Regions from separate parts of the Mus musculus genome. Here region 1 is linked to region 2. Evidence: chromatin loops called from intact Hi-C (ENCODE). Cell type or tissue: left cerebral cortex. All regions are shown on one strand.

The links. A loop is a pair of places that touch in the nucleus more often than their neighbours do. Peaks named below come from ENCODE experiments on the same cell type or tissue, not always from the same donor. Only the 100,000 strongest peaks of a DNase experiment are listed, where the experiment ranks them.
Region 1: a loop joins it to region 2, with 2.3 times the contacts of the local background. A loop is called at or near these places in 3 of 42 quality-filtered maps.

Annotation. Positions count from the first base shown.
Region 1 is chr10:110,807,431-110,815,430 of GRCm38, reverse strand. The region is part of intron 2 of 1700020G17Rik (RIKEN cDNA 1700020G17 gene); the gene reads left to right. Among named protein-coding and RNA genes, the nearest start is that of Gm36808, 13 kb to the right of the region's middle. In left cerebral cortex, a CTCF peak has its summit at 3,405 (motif pointing left); DNase peaks (open chromatin) are centred at 4,508 and 4,678.
Region 2 is chr10:110,915,565-110,923,564 of GRCm38, reverse strand. Csrp2 (cysteine and glycine-rich protein 2) reads right to left here and starts at 3,389. Exons shown (of 6, transcript NM_007792.4): 1 at 3,311-3,389. In left cerebral cortex, no CTCF peak of the experiment used is centred here; a DNase peak (open chromatin) is centred at 3,534; H3K4me3 peaks cover 1,668 bases; H3K27ac peaks cover 1,287 bases.

The DNA.
Region 1 (8,000 bases), 110 kb after region 2:
GCTAAGGGTTGGGGCAAGAGAGACAGAGCCATAGTTTCAGTGTCATCTTAGTTAAGAACAGTTACATTCCTGGCTATGGCTTCAGTGCCATCTTGAAGGCAATCACATGACTGTCCACCATCTTTTGTTGTGGGACGTCCCCACTCCACCGCCATCTTGCTTGAGAACCTGACTTTAAAAGAAAGTTCTCCAAAGACACTTTTTAGTTGAGATAAGATTTTCATATGGTTTCAATCCTGTCTCAGTAAATAGGAGTTTTAATATTAGTTGAGAGTTTACAACGTTAAAAGTTAAAGATCTCTGCCTTAAAGACATGTTTAGCCTTGTTTTTGCTACTGTCATTAAGTTACAATATAATATTTGTGTTTGCCAAGTACCACCTAAAACAAATAATTAAAAACAGGCACAAATGGTCTCAGATATACTTGATAGGTACAAGCTCCCAATCTTGTCAGAGATCTGCTAAATATAACGTTAAAGGTTTAAGCTTACTATGACAGAGACTCCCAAGACCTAACAGTGACCTCCTGCCTTAGGTAGGGTTTTACTGCTGTGAACAGACACCAAGACCAAGAAAACTCTTATATAGGACAACATTTTTTTTAATTGGATGCATTTTAATGATTTCTTATACTGAAGGGCAATTTCAAGTGATCACATAAGTGGAATACATTAGTTCTTTTCATAATCTTATCAGATATGATGAATACATGTGCTTCAAGCGTTCATTTCCTTTTCAAATCTAGATAAATAAAACCTAGGGCAATGTTTAAAGGTGACAGAAAATACCAGCCCAGAGCATGGCCCTGTGACATGGGGATTATATTGAGTTACCAGCACACAGAAAAGAACAGTGGATGTGAGAGAGGCATCTGACACTCAGGGCTTTCCAAAAGCAGAAGATAAAACACCTTATGGAAGATACTGTTTCTCTACTGGGAGGAAAGTTGCATCATTATCACCAGGGAATGGGAGGTAAAACTGAGAAAAACCACCCTTGAATGCAGGTGTGCACCCACTGGGCATGTGCACACATGCACACAGCTGTAGTAGGAGAGAGGGCTCAGAAGGTAAAAGTGCTGGCTGCTCTTCCCCAGGACCTGCGTTCAATTCTTAGCACCACATGACAGCTGAAAATCATGTTTAATTCCCGTTTCATGTCAATGTAGGACAACATTTAATTGGGGCTGGCTTACAGATTCAGAGGTTCAGTCCATAATCATCAGGGCAGAAACATGGCAGCATCCAGGCAGGTATGGTACAGGAGGAGCTGAGAGTTCTACATCTTCATCTGAAGGCTGCTAGCAGAATACAGACTGGCTTCCAGGCAGCTAGGATGAGGGTCTTAAAGCCCGCACCTACAGTGGCACACCTACTCCAACAAGGCCACACCTTCTAATAGTGCCACTCCCTGGGACAGGTGGGTTGGGGGAGTCATGGTTCATTCTGGGGCTTTCCCTTGTACACTGCTATGCTAAATGAATTAGAAGAGATGGGTCAGTGGTTGCTTTTGATGTACTGAATAGGAAATCTGTGTTTCTTGCTTCAACGTAGGCAGATAATTTAGCTTTGTATCTTCAAACAATATATACTTCACTTGTATAAACCACTGTTAAGGATCGAATGACAGAGATGAATTTCACCATGGACTTGTTTTAGTTCTAAAGAATTAGATGAGTAAAGATAATGCCACCTCCTCTCCCAACTATGATAAATTCCCTATCATTTATACCATGTTGGGCAAGGGAAGTGACGATTCTTTTGTCAGTTTTAAATCTTATCTTTGCCTGCATAGCTCTGTAAATTGAGGACATGTTTTACCTGTGGCTGTGAAGCCTGCGAACTTGGACTTGGCGTGGTTTGGCAATATGTCACCTAACTGGGGACTCTTCTACATAATGTGACCCAGGCAGTAATATGGAATATTAGGTTAACTGGTGGTATTTTGCTGTTCAAGCTGGAGACGGAAGTCCATTTCCCATTGATTTAATTTAGATCTGTGCAGCAGGAAGCAAATAAAGAAAAGAATGAACATGGCTATTAAATGTGATTTCTTTCCTTAGTCACTTATCCTTTGAGACCAATGAATACCAGCACTCTGTAGAAAAAGCACCCTCCCTTTAGATGAAAGTTTCACTTAGTAGGCACACACCTTGAACCCTGGTACCCTCGAGGCAGGGGAAAGTAAATCTCTGCGAATGCCAGGCCAGCCAGCACTTCATAGAATGAATCCTTGTCTCAGAAGAATTTCACTTGGTATAAGTGGTTTTTTATATCCTAATACATAGTTGCTATTCAAGAAGCAACCGTTTAGAATTACAGGTGAGTTTGCCTACCGAGGTCATTATTCACTGAAACGTAATTTCGATTTTATTTCTCTTTTCCATATCTTCTTTCTATTCCTGTGGCTTCTTAAGAACACAGCCCAAGAAGAGCTGAGCGCTTTCTCCTCCTTGCCTCTGTCTGTGAGTGTGTGCATACGACGCTCCTGATGAGGAAGGCTAAGAACTTGGAAGCCTGTTGGCTTATGCAGTAGACCCATCTGTGCGGGGCTTGTCTTTCTCAGTGACCTTGGATCCTGAGATGATAAGGTCAAGTAAGGAAGAAAAACCAAAGTTCTCCAGACATGGCTGTGCCTCGTTTGTTTGCGCTTGCTTTTGTTTAGGTTTTCCTGCAGGAGTTCCTGGATGGCTGATCCTTTCTGCCTAGATTTTGGAAATACTATAATTATGCTAATTAAGCCAACTGATTGAACAAATGTAAAGCGCTTAGAATAGGTTCTTGGATGTTAGAGGTCCTCACGGCAAATTAATCACATTGTTGCACCCCAGGTTCCTTGCTGGGATCTCTAAAGCCATGTGTGTTTCTCAATTCAGAGGGGTTTATTTTGTATTTCAAAACAGAAATGAGGTGAACATACTGCATTGTCTGCAATATTTACAGCACCCCAAAATCAAATGCATTGATATTTCCACAGTGACATGTCAGCGTTCACACACCTCTTACTGTAATAAATAGTCTCAGGCTAACTTAGGCTTGAATTTGTCACTGTTTTAAAACTTTGGGGTTTTAAAACTTTGCAGATCTTATAGATAAGGATTATGAACCTGTATCATCATCATCACCACCACCATCAGTTTATTCTAACTTTTTTTTCCTGAATCTTACTTCTTCTTTTGACCCTGAACATAGCCAAGCTCATCTTTTAAATTCCAAAGCATATTGAGTCTACATCTACTAAATGCTTATACAATTCCTATGTTGAACTCTGGAAAGATGGCTGGCTCAGTGGTTAATAGCATGTTCTGTTCTTACAGAGAGCCCAAGTTTGGTTCCAAGAACATATGTCAGGCCACTCAAAAACTCACTAGTAAGTCTAATTCCAGGGGGATATAATGCCCTCTTCTGGACTCTGTGGGCAAATGTACACCTAGGACTCCACGTGGACACTCCCCCACCCCACCTCCACACACAAACACACAATTTTAAATTCTATATAATTAAAATACTTTTTAAAAAATTGTTACCTTTTAATCTGTCGTTTCTAGATTTATTTTTATTGGTTACTTTCTCTTTATGGGTTGTATTATCCTGTTTCTTCATATTCATGATAGTTTTCTTCTTGGACACCTTACCTTATAAATTTTGAAATGGCCAGTGCTGTGGATATTGCTGTATTTAAAAGAGTGTTGGACTTTGTTCTTGGAGGCAGTTAATTTCTTTTATGATTAACCTCAGACTCTAAGGTCTGCGTATTAGCATTCTAAGGGTCCGTCTAGCATAGCCTGCAGATGCTAAGGTTATTTATAGCCATTATTAAAACATGGTCCATCGCAGGGCAATTCTGTAGTCTTTACTGCCTTTCAGCTCTGTGATCTGAGCGAGTAATTTAAAGAACCAAAATCTTAGTTTCTGATTAATACATGAGGATGATGGTGAGTTTACAGAGTGCTGAAATGAGATGAGACAGTGTGTCAAGTATGGCGTGCACACTGAGTTCTCCATAAGCAATGGCCATCACCACCCTCACGTTCGATAATGAGTTACAGAAAGCTCTCCCTCTGAGGCCGGAAGCCAGGTGAGCATGTCCATGGTGTCCGTTTCTCTTCAGCCATTTCTACGGCTCAAAGTCCCATGCAGAATATTTAAAGCTGTAAACTACTGGCACAGACATATGGATCAATAGAGCAAAATAAAATGGGGGAATTTAAAAATCAAGATTGTGTGTGTGTGTGTGTGTGTGTGTGTGTGTGTAGGGGGTGAGAAGTTTTTGTTTTAAAAATATTTTAAAATTTTAAATATATTTCGATCATTATGGTCCCCTCCTCTAGAGGGGCAGGGAGGATCTGGAAGGAGGTGAGAAAGGGTAAATACCAGAAATAAAACCGTGGATCCCATGTGGCTACACTTTTCTTCTTGTAGGAAACTTCATGTAAAAATAGCAGCTGTACCATTTACATACTCCCACTAAGGCTGTGAAAGAGGCCCAGCTTCATTCATTCTCTCTCTCTCTCTCTCTCTCTCTCTCTCTCTCTCTCTCTCTCTCTCTCAAGGAAAAAAAAATCAAACTAACCTATAAGGTAAAATGTCAAAAAATGGAAACAAAGCCCCACTCACCACTACCACACACACTACACAACACAGAACATTTTGTGTTGGATAACTACTACTGGGCACCGTGCCTGCCCTGGAGTGAGGTTGATATACCTACACTCCATTAGTATTCCTTGTGCATACTGCCACAGGCTCTGTGAGCTCGTGTGTGCATTAGCCCTTGTTGTATCTGGAAAGCACTGCTGCTGTGGGGTCATCCAGCACCTCTGGTCCTTTCCTTTCTTTCTTTTTTTTCAAAAGGTATATCTATTTATTTTATGCATATGAATACACACTGTAGCTGTCTTCAGACACACCAGAAGAGGGCACCTGATCCCATTACAGATGGTGGTGAGCCACCATGTGGTTGCTGGGAATTGAACTCAGGACTTCTGGAGGAACAGTCAGTGCTCTTCACCGCTGAGCCCTCTCCAGCCGCCACGTCTGTGGGCTTTCAATCCCAGATGCCTGAGTTTTGAGATGAGGGGTTTGATGAAGACATCCCATTTGGGACTGAATGTTTCAAAGCATCTCACTCTTTGCACATTGCCTAGCTGTGGATCTCTGAGCATTCTTCCCCATGCAAATAGAGCATCACTAACATGTTAGCCTCAGCCAATAGAATGCATTTCCCTCCACCCCCAAGTCCCACCCCACTCCCCAAGACTCATATAGTCCCTGCCCACGTGGAACAGAAAGCACAAGATATTTCACCACGGATCGTCTAAGACAGCCTGGTTTTAACTTGGAGGAGGTCTCTCTCCCAGGAAACACTCATCATTGATCGTTTTTGACTTGCCTGCCTAGCGAGGTTCCCATTGTTCAGAGTCCCAACGTTGCTAAGCATTGCCCAGGACGCAGGCCCACAGCCACCTGATCCTGCACCAACCACCGAATGTCTTTACTCCATTTTTAAAAAGGTTTAATGCTATTCTGGCATTCCTGCCGGACCATAGCTCTGTGGATGCCATTTGTCCTGGACACCGCTTTACCCCTCCAGCCTAGTGTGCCGTGGAGTATAGCGTCGGGTGACACCCTTAGGAGAGGGAGCCCTCTCTGAGCCAGTGCAACAGCTGCATCTGGGCACCCCAAGAGGAGAGGTGGAACTGGAACCACAGAGACGCTTCTCGAATGACAGGTGACTGAGGCATTGCTATATAGTATAGCAATATGCAGGAGTCATTCTAATGCTGTTCCTTTAGTTGAACAATACTATTAGGTTTCCCCCCTTGGCCTATCTAGTCTCAGGTTATTGGCCACTTTAGCAGTTTCAGGTATGGATTCTACCTTTTAGAGTGGGTCTTTAAAAAGTGTGGTGGGCCACTTCCATAACATTTGTAACTTTTGTGCCAGCCACCATTGTACCAGTATATCTTGCAGGCAAGTGGCTATTTTTGTGGGACATAGTGTTTGTAGCTGGGTAGTATAGATGACCACTAGAATTAGGTTCTTGAAAGACATGACCATAGTCATCACTGAGAGGTTTATAATACACAAAATAATGTGATACAAACCTTAATGAGTAAGCAGATAAAGGAAATATAACGGAACACTATTTGAAACTTGTCAGAAGAGAGGAAGATGGATGTTGCTAGGGACTTGAGAAGAGAAGGATGCGGAGGTGACCTTTAGTGTCATTTATGTAAGACAGACCATGTCTGTGGATCATGTTACATACTGAGCCTATAATTAACAAATCCGTGCTAACATCTCATATTGGACATTTTCACTAAAGTAAAAGAAGAGCTTTCAATGCGTGTAGTGTCTTTCATCTTGTCTGCATCAATTCACTCAGCTTAAGAGTTCCGTGGAAGAAGAATGAAAGCGAAGACAAGAACAGCATCCATCATCCAAGCATCCTGTCTGAGGAATTAATGTTTCTCCCTATTGACTGCCCTTTGAGGGGACAGGAAGAGACCTGTCATGGGTTATCTGGTGTGTTTTGTGTTTTCAAAGCTCTTCCAAAAGTGTAGCATGAAGTTTAAACTTTTGCTCAGGCATTGATTATTTTTGACTGGTGACATTTATTCATTAATTGCAATGTGTAGCCTGTTCTTAGATAGTTTCGATTAGTGATATCTCCTGTGTCAGACACAGAATGCTTCAATTAATCTAAGACTAACCTAACACCTTCCAGTTTCCAGCTAGAAAGTGGACGAATGCCGTAGAAGCTTAATAAAGAGGAAGGGCCCCAACCCCACACCGAAATCGTATCCAAAAGCTTCAGTTTTGCCTTGACTGAGATGGAAAACTGAGGCTTAGAATGAAACAGAGCGGGGTTTCAGAAGGCACTGAGCACTCTCTGCCAAGGGCACTCTGTGACCATTTCTTACTGTGCATGCAATGTTCAATAAACACTGCCATCTTTTCCTCGCCTTTCCTCCCTTTCAGCTTTTCTTTCTCTACCATGCAATCTTCTATATAGACGTCTCTCATATATGGTCCTAAATATAGATGATAATATAATAACCCTACAGCTGCAATCAGAATGGAAAGGTAAGATGGTTTTTATTGGTCTTGACTGTTGTTTTGCTTTTGAGACAGGACCTCATCATGTAGCCCAGGTTAGCCTTGAACTCCCAGTCCTCCTATCTCAGCCTCCGAAGGATTTTTTTTTTTAAATCACGTTGTTTTACTTATTTAGATTGATCTTAGGTCATCTGGCTCTGACTTAGGTCACCAAGCTCTGAGGCAAGCTCCTCTTCTAAAACAGCAGCCCTGCCAGCCTGGACTGTTCTTGTTGGCCCTCCTCGATAACCTGTAGCTATGCTACCTGTGAGTTTGGATTCCTCTTCCTTTCTCTGTGGTCAGCAGAACCGACTCTCTACAAGACAACATGGAGAAATATCCAAACTATTTCCAGATTGTCTTGCTCTGCTTTGTAAATTGTCTAGAATATCATGATCTGCCTGTTGGAATGGCCTCGTGAGGTGAATTTGTCATATTTCTTCAATTCCTCACTCTAGAGATGAGAACAATAAAGTATAATAGAAGTGATTCAAAACAAAACAAAACCACAACCACAACCACAACAGCAACAACAAACTACCAGCCACTCAGGCCGTGCCAACACCAGGGCTCTTCATTCCACTTCTAGTCAAGCAAGGGAAGAAGAAAGAATATGTCCAGAGCTTCCATGGAACTCATTAGAGAGGGAGTTTTTGTTATTAAAGTGGAATGTGCAAACTAGTCTGAATTCCCAGGGGGGAGCTTTATCAGAGTGGGAAGGTGTCTGCTGTCCTAGAAGATTGATGCCAAGATGCCAATTTTATCCCACAACAGTATCACTGTTTTTGTTGAGTACTTTGTCAGTTTTTCTAAATAATTTCAAGGAGAGAGAAAGAATTAGGCTCACTGTTTGAGGGAAAGCAAATGAAAACTGGGAAATGTCCAAACCAAGTTGAGGA
Region 2 (8,000 bases):
TGCCCGGTCACACTCTGTAATTAAACGCGGATATGCTGTAAGTTTGGTAATCTCTGGACCCAACCCATCCCAGAGCAATCAGCAATCTGTGAATGTGACCAGATACTTCAGAACTATTCACACAATTCAACATCCTCACCTTCTGCACATGGAGAACCTGGATTTAGATGCCAAGATTCCTGCGTATTTGGCAAATGATAAAGATAACATTTTATCTGCCAGTTTTCTTATTTTAAAAATGAAAGTGATGCTGATTTATATCATAAAGCTGTTCTGAGATTAAACAATATATGCAAACCACCCTTACAATAGTGTCTGTTACATAGCAGGTAGTCACAATGACAAATACTCCTGTAATATTTACCATATTCATTTACATTGTTTATTGATATAGTCTTCACAACTAAATGGTAAGTAGGCATTGCCATGATTCTCATTTTTTATGGCTGGAAAACCTGGTAAATATTAACTATGAAAACAAGAGACTTAGAACACCAATAGAGCTCACTGGCAGCCACAGAGATAGCAGTACTGTCACCTGTGGCTATGCCAAAGATTCGTAGCATTTGCTATACTAGATTCGATTCTCTCTCCATTCCTTTTGTGAAGCCACCAGGAAACCGTTCCTACAGTTAACTGTCAAGGCCCTTCGCCTTGCTGTATCCAAATCTGTCTGAACTTTTATTACTAGGCAAAAGCAATTAGTACTGTTGGCACAAGGAGCTCGTGAAAATGCAAGGACCTGGCTAAGTCTCTGCAAATGATTCACACACAGTACACTATGGCTCTCCCTCTACAGCCTACAACAATAAAATCTAACAGCCAGAAGCCGCGCCTTGCTTTCCCTAGAATGCAGAATGAGAAGCAGTCCTCTAGATCTTGATTTTCAATGCAAGAAATTCAACTCCTTCAAATCTCAGTCACACGTGCTGTCTCTTATATATTTAAAAACGTTTTGGACCAGGCACAGGTCTGTAATCCCAGCTTAGTTGGGAGACTCTGACAGGATGGTCTAAAGTTCAAGGCCAGCCTAGGAAACTGCAAAATTTTGTCTCAAAATGAAAAAAATTAAAAGGGTGGATTGTGGCTCCCTTCAGAGTCCTTGCTTAGTATTCACGAGGTCCTAGGTTCAAGCCCAGTACTATAAACAACACACAACAAGAAGCCACAGGTTTGGAGAAGAGGCCTGGGACATACAAACAGGATTCCTTCCCTAGGTGTTACCCAACCGACAGGACCCAGGAGCTGGCAAGCAAATTCCAGTCCAGGCAGTGATGGAGTCCTGAGGAAACCTCGGGAGGTCTGAGGATGGAGGGAAGGGCTGGGGGATGTTCAAGTGGAAGTCCCCTCTCTCTGGAGAGACTCCCACCAAGAACCATTTCACTCCAAGTTTCAGAAAGCGCAGGAAGTTATCTAAAACCACAAGCAACCCACCACATACATATCCCTAAGGTTGTACCTTGTACTTAGGCATTCCTTACACACACACCCTACCCAGACACACCCTTTCCCTCTCCCCCACCACCCCAGCAAGGATGCTATTAGACCTATTTCACAAGGCTGAGACCAGAGAGTGTTAACGTGTTAGGGGCACCAAACCAAGGGGTACTGACTTGGGAGTGACACTCTAGACTTGATTTCTGCCCTCCCATGTTACACCTCCTCTCCCTTAGAGGGTCCCCTATGTCCATCTCATTCATCCCTCTCATTTGTAACAGAAGGAAAATGGAAACCAAAGGCTTGAGCTCTCAAAGCTATGTATTGACAGAGTTATGCCTGGACCTAGTATCCTGTCCCCCTACTTGATACCAACATTTATGCTATCTTTTAATAAAGATACAATTTCCCTCAAGTCCAAGACTGTGCAACTTCACCAGGATGGCCCTCCAATCAGTACTGATTTTAGCATGCTCTTGAGCATATTCCATATCAGCCAAAAATTTTCAAACAAGATTGGGAGGAATCTGTTAACAATTTATGGTGTTAAAAAAAAAAAAAAAAAACACCACGTTGGCTGAAATCTGTTAATAAATATCTACTGCTCCCCACAACGGGGCCTTGTCTGTTCCCGCCTTCTTTATTCAGTTAACAAGCACCGAGGTGTGCTCCAACATATTCAAGATAACTAAGCAAACAGTGTTCCAGAGACTCATGGGATGTATACGTCTATGGCAACCTGGCTATAAAAAGTGGGGTCAAACAGCCTTGAGGAGTAATGAAGGAATTATCAGTAACAATTACAAGGCAATGGCAGAGAATAGGGTCCCAAATGTCACTTGTATGCAGTGTTGAGATTGTATGAGTCTCTCTTTTGAAATCTACCGTTTAAATCTTTCTTGAAGAATCTGGGTACAAGAATCACTTCCTTTTTGGATTCTTTGGTTTTATGTAAGTAGAGATTAAGCACGCATTGAAAAAGTCAATAATTTAACTATTTTCGCTGCCCAAGTTAAAAAATTACTACACCCAGCCCCCCCCCCGCCCCGAACTGAAAAGCATTTAATAAAGTAAAAATGTATGCGACTCAAACAAAACAGGTCAAACCAAATATTTACTCAAAAAGTAATCAGGTAAACAAATAAAGTTCAAAGTCCTGGCTTCCAAGGGGGCAGAAGTTTCAAGAGCTCTCCCCTCACCTCACCCCTTACCTCACGGATGCCTATAACTATTATCTAGCTCTGAACCCATACTGTGACTTTTAGGACCTGTTGCAGAATTTCAGAACCAAGCAATGCTGTATCCTTGTTTGTACTTTAAAGGTAGAAAGCACCAGGAAAAGCTAGGAATGTTCAACTAGAATTTCACTATGGTTCCTTCTGTGCCGGGTGGGCAGAGACCACCGAACAAAGGCGATGGCCAGGAGCTCCGTTTCGCCACAGGAGAACTGGAGCTCAGAGGGTATGGAGACGCCCACCACCCCAGAGTACCCACCCAATTCCCGAGAAGGTCGTCAGGGCTGGGCAGACACACCCTTGGGGCACTGGAGCCCCGAAGCCTCTAACCCCTCCTACCCGAAGGGGAGAATCAGCCCTGGGAGGGAGCCTGGGGCTACAAAAAGAGGCATTGGCGGCCACGAGAAACTCCCAGCTCGCCTCTCTCCCAGAGAACAGGATGGAAAATTAAAGGTCACAGGGGATGATTTACCTGCCCCAAGGACATGAGGTCCCAGGGCAGGGATGGTCTGGGGGCGACAGCAGGTGTGCTAGTGGACCCCGCATTGGGGCAGAAGTGAGAGGACGGGTGGAAGCATAGTCAGGAGCAGGGGTGGAGATGACAGGGACCGCGGGGCTGCAGGCTTCCTAGGACTCACCCGAGTGGGAGGAGGGAGCACGCGGCGGGCGGAGCTAACGAGGTCTGACCGAGGAAAGCCGCGGGCGGATCCGGAGACTGGCGGGAGCGCGTGTGCCCGCTTTTAAAGACTTATGTTGGGCGTGGCCTTGTTCGCCACGCCCATCATCGGTCATGCCCCTCGGGGTGTGCGATGGTCTCCGCCCGGCCCGCTGAGCTGGGCTCCCGCTGCGGGTTTCGAGCTCTGGCCCCGAGACAAAAGACCGGAATCCCGCCTCTTCCTGCGGCTTCCCGCGCGTCCGAGTCTCCCACCGTCTCCGGCTGCTCCTACCCGCCGGTCCCGGGACGTCCGGAGCACTCAGGATCGGCCCGGAGCCAGCGAGATCCGGTGTCGCCCCGTGGGATTCCCGCCACCCTTTACTGCACAAACGCCATATGTTAGCCTCCGGGGTGCAGGACTCCCCGGTGCAGGATAGTCTCTGGTCAGAATCCCGGCTTCTGGAATCCGCAGCTTTCCTGTCGCGAAAGAGCTGCATTCCTCATCTAGACTAAACAAATGACGTTATGAAAACACCTCATTCCCCAAGTGTTTTGCTTTCCCCCACCACTCTTTGCTGAGGGGGGAAGAAACCCACAACCCACGCAGAAACCCTGGCGCCAAAAGGCTTCGGGTTTCAGTTTGCAATTGTTTGCAGTTGTCCGAAAAGTCCAGGGATGTCTCGCCGGCGAAGACAGCAGAAAGGACCTAAAATCTGGGCTTGAGGTGACATATTATTGTTCTAGACAAAAAGCAAAATAATGTCATCTCTATCTGGTTTGTATTCTAGGACATTTGGTGATCCACTTCTCTGTCATCAGTAGTGGGTTGCCCTAAGAATTAGTATTTGAAGAGTGGTGACCTCCACGCCGCAATAGGCAGCGACCAAAACTACTCCCCTCTGTCACAAATCGATCACCCCTTTCATCCAGGCGCAACATCATGCTGTTAATAGCCTAGTTCTTTGGTGGGGGTTAGGATGACTTTAACTGATAGATGCCAGTACCCTCGCGTTGCGACAATAAAAAATTTCCCGCTTACGTTGCCAAAGGCCCTGTTAGGGGGGGTAGGAGGAGGCAGAGTTGAGGAAGGCCCCTCCGGTGACAAAGTACAGGCCTGGTTTATGCCTTTTTATGTCGTATGCTGGGCCCAATCCAAAATAAGCTCGTAATTGCAGCCAGATTCTCTGTCCACCAAGGACTGTTGAAAAACAGTGCAAGTAGTGATTGACATCTCCCCCAGATTGCGGCAGGAGTTTGAAAGCATGGGTGCCTGCTGTGAGCTTTTCTAAATACCAGCAATTCTTACATTCACGATTCCGATCTGTTTGCTTTACCTCCGCAGCTTGCTGCACTTCTTACGGGAGGGGCTTCTGGTTTGTTTTCACTGAAGGAAGCAGGGTAGTTCATGTTCCCTTTTTTTCAGCAAGCGATTGTCCTTTTTCTGCTACTCCTGAGGTCCACTAGAGTTTCTCTGAGGAAGGGGCCTAAGGACTGGACCTGTTGTTTTTCTGTCAAACTATCTGTCCCTACAGTCTAAGGTCAAAACTTATCATGTGTAGCAAAGCTATTTATGGAAGTTGTGGTGGGTTTGAACGAAGACGGCCCCATAGGCTCATAGGAAGCGGCACTATTTGAAGGTGTGGCCATTTTGAGTGGGCGTGGCCTCTTTAGAGGCAGTGTGTCATTGGGGGTGGGCTTTGAGGTTTCAGAAGCGTAAGGTCCAGTGTGTCTCTTTCTTCCTGCTGCCTGCCCACCAAGATGTAGAATTCTCAGCTGTCTCTCCAGCCTCACAGCCTGTGTGCTGCTATGTTCTCCGCCACGATGATAATGGACTAAACCTCTGAACTGTAAGCCAGCTCCAATGAACTATTTTTCTTTATAAGACTTGTGACAGGAGCTGGTGAGATAGCTCAGTGAGTAAGAGCACTGACTGCTCTTCTGAAGGTCCTGAGTTCAAATCCCAGCAACCACAATGTAGCTCACAACCATCTGTAATGAGACCTGACGCCCTCTTCTGGAGTGTCTGAAGACAGCTATAGTGTACTTACATATAATAAATAAATAAATCTTAAAAAAAAAAAAGACTTGTAACATCTTTTCACAAAAATAGAAACCCTAAGACAAAAGTAGTTCTGTTGTCTGTTCTCTGTATATATTTCAGTAAACCCGGGACTGGTGTACATTGATTTTTTTTAAATGTATTTGTATTTAACTATCAATATTTTAAAATATCATTTACTTATTTAAATGTTTAAAGTCGGAATTTCAGTTGTGAATGTGAATAAGTTCTTTTAGCTTTTAAAATAGAAATGGTAGTGAGAAAAGGTGTGACTTTTGGCTAGAACACGTGGTCTCAACACTCAGCTCCGCAGTGTGCCAGCTTGGTTCTGAAACAGCCTCGCAGGCAGTGATTCTCGACCTTCCTAACACTGCAACCCTTTAATGCAGTTCCTCATGTTGTGATGACCCCTTACCATGAAATCAGCCCCAGTGACATACTCCTTCCAACAAGGCCACACCTCCTAATCCTTCTCAAACAGTGCCATTCCTCGTGACTGGACACTCAAACATAGGAGCTCATGGAGGCCATTCTTATTCAAGCCATCACATCTATAAGATAACACTATGCAGCTTGTAAGAGAACAAATGATTTGCTGTATGCAAAATACCAAGCATAGCACCCGGCCCAAGCTAAATATTCCCTAGGTGATTGTTATATTAGGAATGGATATCATAAAACCCCGTTTTGCTTTTTAAAGAAAGAAGCAGAGGTCGTCTTCTGCTAACCAGTCAAGATACCTTCTTAAAGGTTTTGAAGTAGAGAGGTATTAAGTGTTCTCTAAAACAACTAGGAGAATTTAGTAGAAAGAGATTTGTGTGCCTGGAGAAGGGCTAGTTGGAAAAATTCAACTTTGTGGGCAAGACTAAGTCCTCCTTACGGCCACATAGTTCTTATCTGTTTGACCCCTTCAACCTTGAAGGCAAAATGGAAGGTTTTAAAAAAAAATGTCTAGAAGGAGTTTTCATTTTCCACACAGTGCCTGTGTATCAGATCCTTCCATGTCTGGAACCAATTTTCAGTCAAAATTCTGTGCCAAGGTCAGTGTCCTGAGGCAACTTGAACCAAGGCTGAGTTCCTTTATAACGTTGTGTTTGAAGCTTAGATTTTTCAAATAGTCGTATTGTTTCCATTTCTTATCTTTTCTTAAAAGCTGCCAATCAAACTGCTGTGACTAGACACCCAAAGCCTCTTTAGTTTAAGGCGGAGCCCTCTTTCCTAGGAGCCACCTAGACTAGAAGGGAAAGGAGTTGTTAAATCCATCCTGAACAGAGCAGGTGGTTCCCATTTTGCTCATGGGCAACACAGAAAACAAACAAGCAAACCCAGCTGCTCTGTGGCTGAAGTCAAGTAACAGCAGCGCTGGGGATTTTAGTGTCTTGGTGCTCGCCGTGGTGATGCTCTCAGAGGCGTTTTCTAACAGAAAACACGTTCCCCGTTTCCCGTGTTTAAATTCTGAGAGCAGAGAATCTCCTTCTTGGTATTTGTCATAGCTGTGTGTTTTTAAATCTGCCACAGACTCCTGTGTCCTCATCCGCGTTTCTTCTAACTCAATCTATCTCATCAGTGGGCACAAATCTCCTTTCATATCATCTTTTCTTACCATGTTTTTTTTAATGCCTTCTTTTAGACAAGGGTTCCCTGGCTTTCCCATCTCTGTGCATACTTCGTTGTTGTTGTCGTTGTTATTGTTTTGTTGTTATAATTGAGTTCTTCTAGCTCCACACACGTGATAAGGCTACACATTTCACCTGCGTTTCAGCCCCTCCCATGCTGGGTCACTTTCCCATCTTTTCGATTGGAGGCATCAGACTCTTCGTTGCCATTCACAGTCACGTGACAACATTACCTCAGCCTTCCATCCACTTCGTTTCAAAATGTCTGCCTATGTTTTCTCTAGATTTGGTATTTATCATCCCTGGGCTTGGGGGATGGGCGGCTTTCCCACTTCACAAATGCTCCTTGGATTGAGTGTTTGTCATCTGTGACTGTCTGATTTGGTTTGGTTTTGAGCCCTGTCTTGTTGTAGTATACAGAGTGCTGGTAAGTTCTTGGCCTTAAGTGGCCCTCCTCTCTCAATCTCACCAAATGCTGGGACGACCTATGTCTCCCATCATGCCTGGCTTATTTAGAATTCTTAAACCGGTCCCGTTGCTTTTCAACTTCTGTTTCTGGGGATTCTTTTCAGATGGCAAAAATCCTGTCTATCTTATAGTCTTTAAAAAAAAAAAAAAACCTACAAAAGTGTCCTCAGTCCTTGTGTTAGGTATTTGGGGTCCCCTCTCTGTATCCACTCCCCTCAACCCATTGAGTGTCTGAACAGTTTCAGGGAAGTGATTCTACAGACCTCATTTAGTGTGGAGCAGAGCAGCCAACCATGGCGCCTGAATGATGATGAGAATGGAGAGCAGAGGAAACTCAGAGCCCCCTGGAAAGTGTTGGATGCAGAAAGGAATCCTAGAGGTGTTATGGCTTGCTAGGGAGCTGTGACTCTAGAAAACTGGCCCAAGAATGAGTCTACACAGAAGACAGAGAAACAGAGCTGAGAACACCTCCACGCAAAGTTTGTCTACCTTCAGTCTCTCTTCATTAGGGCAGCCAATGAGTTCCTGAC